Regions from separate parts of the Homo sapiens genome. Here region 2 is linked to region 1. The links are chromatin contacts, found by Hi-C or POLR2A ChIA-PET in ENCODE. All regions are on one chromosome and are shown on one strand. The core of a region is the stretch at or near the end of the contact, and the rest is flanking DNA. Distances in the headings are between cores, read along the strand shown.

Region 1 (4,007 bases), core at 773-3,272:
TCCCCCTAGGTGTTTGAGCAGTGGGGCACCAAAGAAGTGAGCCACACTCCCATTGCATGCCCTGTGAGGGGAATAAGGGAAATTTTCCCATTTCACCAGCACTTTGGAAAGCCAACACGGGCTGATCACTTGAGGTCAGGAGCTTGATACCAGACTGGCTAACATGGTGAAACCCCATCTCTACTAAAAATACACAAATTAACTGGGTCTGGTGGTGCATGCCTGTAATCCCAGCTACTTGTGAGGCTGAAGCAGGAGAATCACTTGAAGCTGGGAGGTGGAGGTTGCAGTGAGAAGAGATCGTGCCACTGCACTCCAGCCTGGACGATAGGGCGAGACTCTGTCTCAAAAACAAAGAAACAAACAAACGAACAAAAAATCTGTAAAAGCGTACAGAAAAACCATCACCATATCTAAAAGGGAAAGGGAAAACTAATTTGAATATCAGGTTTCTCATCAGAAACCTTGGAGGTCAGAGGGAAGTGTCACAATATTTTTCAAGTGTTGAAAGAAAAAAAAAGTCATCCCAGAATTCTTTATCCCGTGAAAATATCCTTTAGGAATAAAGAGGAAACCTCTAGGATGAAGGAAAACTGAGGAACTTGTGGCCAGCAGACCTGCACTAAAAGAATGGCTGAAGGAAATTTCCTAAACAGAATAGAAACAATAAAGGAAAGAAATTTGGAGCATGAAGAAGAAAGAAAGTGCATGGTAAACAAAAATATGAGTAAATACAATATGACTTTTCAAAGTTAAGTACTGTTACTTGGCCTCTGCTAGTCTAGGATTCCATCATTCTCATTGCTAAGAATCTTAGATCTGTGATAAAAAGCCCAACTTACAAAGGAGAGCCACTACTGACCACAACTGACAATAATGTTGGCCCACTACACACACAGACATAGACACGCACACACACACACACACACACACACACACACACACGCAGTGTACTAAGTTGGTAAATACAGTGTCCCGTGGGCTGACAAGATGAACACAATTGGGGAAATCTGTGAGGAAATAAAGAAATCAGGATCATGGGGAAGAATAAACTGAACAAATATTTGATTTTCAGTCATGATCTCATTGGGAGCTCTGGAGTGCAAATGGCACCACAAAGTTGTTCCATCTTGATGCACAAGATTGTTTACCCTTGATTCAGTTAGCTCTAGCTATAAGCGTCCTCCGGGCAGTTCCATAACTTCCCAGACATTTCAGGGTAAAAGATTTCCCATTGGCCAAGGACAATTCTCCAGAGAAGAATTCAGATGTTAATCATTGCAACACTTACAGTAGCTGCAATATGGGCACACCAACTCAGTAAGTAGTTCTAGGCAGGGCACCAACTGTGTTTACTGTAATTCAGAGAAGGCATAAAAATCCAAGTGGGCTACACTGGGAAAAAAAGCTATATAGTGAGATTGAACATAAGAAATGGTTAGAGTTATTTAGTAGGTAGAATGGACAAGTGATATATTCAGCAAAGTGATAGAGGCAGGATTGATTATAAAATCAATCTAAAATTATTAGAGAGTGAAGAACTCCAAAATTCATATATGGTCTAATCAAATGTTATATCTTCTTTTGGTAATTAACATTTTGTTTTTCTTTTAAATATGTAACGTAAATTCATATACATTCAAAATTCCAAAGGTACAAAAGGGTACACAATTAAAAAAACACCCTTTCAAACTTACTTATTGGTCATCCATTTCTCTTACACAGAGTCAAGTTCCTATCTCATTTCAGAGAAAGTCTATGTATAAACACATAAATATTTTATATTTGCCTTCTTATTTACATAACTGTAAATACATGTTTGAGATCAACCCATATTAATACATAAAATTGATAGTTGTTTACATTTCTAACAGTTTTGGGGAGGACAATTTGGCCTCTATCAAATTCATAAATATGCCTACTCATTGTGGTCAACTGTGCTGAGAAATATTTTAAATATTTGCTTCCATCCCTATGGGGAGATAATTATATATCCACACCCCATTGATGTCAGCCTTAACCACATGACTTTCTTTGTGAATAGAAAGAAACTGCATAATATTTTTGCAACTTCAGAATATTTTTATATGACTGCATTATATTTTATTTGGCCACTTCCATACTGATGAGCATTTAGGGTGGTTGTAATAGTTTATTATTACATATAATATAGTAACAGATATCCATGTATGTATACCATTTTATATAGTCCTGAGTATAGCTACAGGATAAATTTAAACAAGTAGAACCACTGAGTTAAATGCTATAGCTTACATCAACCAGATTACACTAAACTATTCCATAATAACAAATGATGTCAAACTCTTGGTAGCTTATAACATTAAAGATTGCTCTCTCACTCATGTTACATGTCTATTGCAGGCTACTTTGGCTTGGATTAAAGGAGTAATCCTCTAGGACATGCTAGGTTTTTGGTAGAAGGAAAAGAGAACGTGACTAACTGTGTGAGGGTACTTAAAGTTTCTCCTTGGAAATAATAATACATGTTGCTTCTATTCACAAAGAAAGGCATGTGGTCAAGGCTCAAATCAATTGGGTATGGATATATCCTTATCTCCCCATAGGGATGGAAGCAAATATTTAAAATATTTCCCAGCACAGTTGACCACAATGAGTAGGCATATTTACAAACTTGATAGATGCCAAATTGTTATCCTCCAAACTGTTAGAAATGTAAACAACTATCAAAAATATATATTTCACCCATTTCCTCACTGATACATTATGACATCAGACTCTTTAATCTTGGTCATTTCAAAAGAGAATATATTTTAATATAACCCTAATTTTAATTTATCTTATATTGAGTGAAATTCAGACTATATTCATGTTCATATTTAAGTATGCCTTGGCAGAGAAATATTTGAGAGTCTTCTTTGATTAACAGTCTTTTAACTTCTTTTATCTGGATACCACAATTCTATTAATTCAGTCTATGATTATTAATGTTCTGTTGTTTTTAAGTCAGCTCATGTCTACAGAATCCAGATTTTTTCGACATACTGACAGCTGTTAAGCTCAGTCCCTTCTAGCTGACAAGCCATGTCCTCACCATTTTGTATTTTTAGCAAATTTTAAAAAACAAAACACAAATGTGTATTTTTGTGTCATTCTTCTGGATAGAATCTTTTTGTATTCAGTCCAGTATTTCAACCTATACTGATAAAAATTTGCATTTTTTAAAATGAATTCTCCTGTTAAAAACTAATGTAAGCAGATATGTTGAAAATCCAGGCAAGAAAATAAAATAGCCTGTCTATCATTACTCAAGGATGAATATTTATTTTATCACCTTTCTTGTCAGTCAGACCACCTAGAACTGAACCATCTGGGAATCTGATCAATATGCTTTCTAAGACTTTATTCAGACACTCAAAATAATTAATAGTGTCAAGCAGGTTTCTGGCTTTTTCTCTAGCTTCTTCTCAGTTGGCAATTTTCAAACAAATGTACAGTAATTAAAATCATCATTCACATAAACTTCTCTTCCATAATGGGGTGTCTCTTTCCTTAGGGTTTTTGAGAGTGATTAAGAATTATAGGACTGGGCACAAAGTGGCAAAGAAAAGTGGAGAAGATTGAGTTATTGGGATGGCAAAATTTTTTTTCCAGAGGTAAGGTAAAAAAGTCAAACAACAATCAATTCTATAAACCCAAGGTCTGCAAATAGAAAGGACCACCTATGAATACAAATCCTAGAAGGTCCAAAAATGAGAATCAAAGTTGGCAGTAGAGAACACCTGAGTTCGATTCATATAAAGGCAAGACCAAGCCAACTGTTGTTTAGGGGCAGGGAAAACTCAAAATGTGGTCAATTGCTTTGAGTATTTAACTTGCTCTTAGCCAGGGAGGATGTCTGGGGCACAAAGGTTTTCTGTCCTGTTCTAAGGGTTCATTGTGTCAGAGCCATCTGACAGCCTCCTGTGTATCCTCCTCCTTAGAGCTAATAGGTGTTTCATAAGGATATTTACATTTATATTTGCAAA
Region 2 (3,816 bases), core at 39-2,538, 91 kb before region 1:
TACTAGGTTGCCTAGGCTGGTCTGGAACTCCTGAGCTCAAACCATCTGCCCACCTCACCTCCCAAAGTGCAGGAATTGCAGGTGTGAGCCACCACACTCAGCCTAGAAAAAATTAAACAATAGAGATGCCACAGTTAAGTGCTAAAGTTTGTGCTGCACACTCTAAGTAGGAAGGGAATAGAGGGAAAAGGAAACCAAGTAATAACCACTAATTTACATGAATGTAAGTTAATGGATATGATGTCCAGCCTGATGGTTAGCACATGGCAGATACTCAACACTATTTCTATTTTGTTTGTTTTTAAAAAGGGCTTGATCAGGGCTCTCTTTGAAAGGATGAGAATACTTCATAAAGAAAAAAATGAAAATTCCATACAAAAGATTGTGCATTTGTAATGATGATCCTTATGATACTCTGAGCATTCATTCAGGGGAACAGAGAGGAACAAAGGTGGGAATGAAGAGAGAGTTCCGTAGATGATATTTTGTTTACTGTGATCTATAACCTCTGGTCTCCAAAAAAAAATTCACAACCACTTCTATGATTAAACTATTATGCTTATTTCAATATTCCCCTGTCTTTGCAACAAAACTATTCAGCTTGTGACATGGAATAAGATACAGCAATGATTCCCATTCTCCTTGAATGGGAAACGGTAATGATGTGTTGGGTTTTTATTGTTTTTTTTTTTTTTTTTCAAAAATACAACGACTGATGTAAGTGATGACACAAGTAACCTAATCATTTGTTTCCTTCCAGTTAGTTTAACCAAAGTGGAAACTATGAAAGAGAACACAAATAGTAATCATTATTTCCTGTATTTCAGCCTTCCTCAGCTTCTGTCTGTACATTAGCAAAGTTCTAAGGGTTTCTAAACTTTCATCTTTTTCCTCGCTTTGTAATTTGAGCTTGATTGCTCCCTCTCTGCTACGGAAGAAAACATATTCTATAATCTTTTTAAAAACATGGTAAACGTATCATTCTATATAAAAACAATCTGAATAATAAAAATAGAGGTCTATTTTATTTCCATTTCTCCTTCCTTTTCGTTTCTGCGGTACAGATCATGCCTTTGTATCTGACTTATTTTCCGCAGGTAAACCTGGCCAGGCCTTGGCACCATAGAATAGAGTTTCCTTTAAAAGCTGTCAGGCGTTTCCCTGACAAATATATACTTGTAATTGGATCTCTCTGCTTTAGTAATAGTGATTCCAGATGGCTGCTTCTAGAGGAAGCAAGAATTTCCGGCTCCACAATGGTGTGGTTAACAGAGCTCTTCCCCTAGCCGCTCTTAAGTCGAAGAACTGTGTGTTTCGAACTTCCTGATTGATCAAGTATTATAAGAAGAGTTCAGGTTTTAGACAGGTTCCTTTGGGGGAGAACTGTAGTTGAAGCTCTTACTGCTGCAAAGATGCCCATGAGGAAAACACAAAGTGAACTTTTCTCTCAGCACCAGTTAACAACCAGTGATTGTTAACTGTTTGGTCTCTTGTGCATCTATAGCAGAATATAAATAACGTTCATAGAGTTCAAGTCCTGAAGTTCAACACATGGTACTCTAAAGGATGTTAGGTAAAGTTACCAAATGCATAAACACATTAACAGCAAAGGACATGTGAGTTGGAGATTAAAGCTCAAGCATAAACTTGATATCAGTTCTTGTCAGCTCCTAAACTATTGCATAGAAAACACTCTTTCTAATCCAATTTAAGTCTTGCAGAAAGCTTAGAAGGCTAGAAAAGCAAGTATTTTACATCTATTTTATAGATGATGAAACTGAGGCTGAAAATTTAGGCGATAGAGACAGGGTAAATGTGCATCTGTATATTCCTATTTCAGGTCTCCTTCGTAAGCACTAGGCTGCCTCATTACATCAGCATCAGGGGAGGGATGAGCAGTGAAAAAAAAAGTCCTGATAAAAATAATGATGAAAAAAATAACAATAATAAAGCCACAGGTAGGTAGTTCTTTGTGCATTAAATTTGACGGTCTAAAACTTCCAGTTCTCTCCAAAGACCTATTCTTTTTTTTTTTTTTTTTTTTTTTTTTTTTTTTTTTGAGACAGAGTCTCACTCTGTAGGTCGTGCTGGAGTGCAGTGGCGCTATCTCGGCTGACTGCAAGCTCCGCCTTCCGGGTTCACGCCATTCTCCTGCCTCAGCCTCTGAGTAGCTGGGAATACAGCCACCCGCCACCACTCCTGGTTAATTTTTTGTATTTTTAGTAGAGACGGGGTTTCACTGTGTTAGCCAGATGGTCTTGATCTCCTGACCTCCCAAAGTGCTGGGATTACAGGCGTGAGCCACTGCTTCCGGCCCGAAAAACCCACCATCTTGGCCGGGCACGGTCCCTCAGGCCTGTAATCCCAGCACTTTGGGAGGCTGTCGCAGGTGGATCACCCGAGGTCAGGCGTTCGAGACCAGCCTGACCAACATGGTGAAACCCCGTCTCTACTAAAAATACAAAAATTAGCTGGGCATGATGGCACGTCCCTGTAATCCCAGCTACTTGCGAGGCTGAGGCAGGAGAAAAACTTGAACCAGGGAGGTGGAGGTTGCAGTGAGCCAAGATCCCACCATTGCACTCCAGCCTGGGTGTCACAGCTAGACTCTGTCTCAAAAAAAAAAGAAAGAAAGAAAGAAAGAAAAACCCCACCATCTTTTATTATTTACGACTATCTTAATTTGGTTCTTGCAAAAGGAGACCCTTAGACAAGATTTTGGGTGTAAGTAGTTTATTTGAGGAAAATACAATGAGAGGGTACAGAAGTAAAGCACAGAAGAGAAGAGGACCAATAAAAAGTGCATCAATAAATGGAGTTACCCATTGTCTGTGAGAAGTTCTGCATGAAGGGACCCTGTGAAACAGTGCATAAAACAAAACATAATTTTCTCACTAAGGAGAGAGGAAGCTGGAATGTTATACATGAGCTCTTGTTTCTCATTGCCTGAAGGTTACTCATGGAGCATTAACTCCCTGGCATTTCTGGTTTGACTCCTCTGTACGGACAAAGAAGGCTCAAAGGATATACAAAACTTTTATGCAGAGAGAGAAATAGAAAGCCATAGTGGATGGGGGAAGCTTCAAAGAAATAAGGGAATATGAACAGGGTACCACCAGCATTTGCTAAAATTACCTGGAAGGAAGTTGACACGAAAGGGTGCTTTGATGAATGTGAAATATATTACAACAGTGAGTCAGAGAAGTTGACTTTTCTGTTTCCTTAAATATTCGATATGAGTGTGTGTGTGTGTGTGTGTGTGTGTGTGTGTGTGAAAGAGAGATGGTTAATTTCATGTGTCAACTTGACTGGGCTAAAGGTTGCCCAGATAGCTAGTAAAACGTTATTTCTTGATGTGTCTGTGAGAGTGTTTCTAGAATAGATTAACGTTTGAATCAGTAGACTAAGTAAAGAAGATTGCTCTCACCCATGAAGATGGGCATCACTTAATTTATTGAGGGCCGCAGTAGAACAAAAAATGGAGCAAGGGATAATTTGCTGTCTCTGATTGATCTAGGACATCTATCTTCTCCTGCCCTAGGACTTCCTGCTCCTTGTTCTTGGGCCTTCAGGTTTGAACTGGACTTATACCACTGACTCCCTGCTTAGACTAGAACTATATCACCATCTTTCCTGAGCCCCCAGCTTTCAGACAGCAGATCATTGGCCTTCCTAGCTTCCACGATCAAGTGAGCTAATCTTTCATAATAAATCTCTTTCTGTATGTGTTCATATATTCTATTGGTTTTGTTTGGTCTCTAGAGAACCCTAATACAGCATGTATGTGTGTGTGTGTGTGTGTGTGTGTGTGTGTGT

The links. Hi-C counts contacts between places; a loop is a spot of excess contacts on that map. ChIA-PET counts read pairs that join two places held with the same protein, here RNA polymerase II (POLR2A). Pooled maps may share reads with other maps.
Region 2: a map of PC-3 shows a loop between it and region 1 (3-fold over the local background). The contact joins two enhancer-like sites. A Hi-C loop is called at or near these places in 2 of 168 maps with a recorded cell type or tissue (PC-3 and PC-9) and 7 of 50 pooled maps. POLR2A ChIA-PET finds 5 or more read pairs at or near these places in 2 of 52 experiments (BJ and CD4-positive, alpha-beta T cell).

What each region holds. Positions count from the first base shown.
Region 1 is chr3:106,112,951-106,116,957 of GRCh38, reverse strand. No RefSeq gene overlaps it. Among named protein-coding and RNA genes, the nearest start is that of CBLB, 250 kb to the right of the region's middle. Within about 2 kb of position 2,022, at least 3 of the 41 ENCODE cell types and tissues checked have a DNase peak (open chromatin) inside an H3K27ac peak, as active enhancers do.
Region 2 is chr3:106,203,788-106,207,603 of GRCh38, reverse strand. No RefSeq gene overlaps it. Among named protein-coding and RNA genes, the nearest start is that of CBLB, 340 kb to the right of the region's middle. Within about 2 kb of position 1,288, at least 7 of the 41 ENCODE cell types and tissues checked have a DNase peak (open chromatin) inside an H3K27ac peak, as active enhancers do.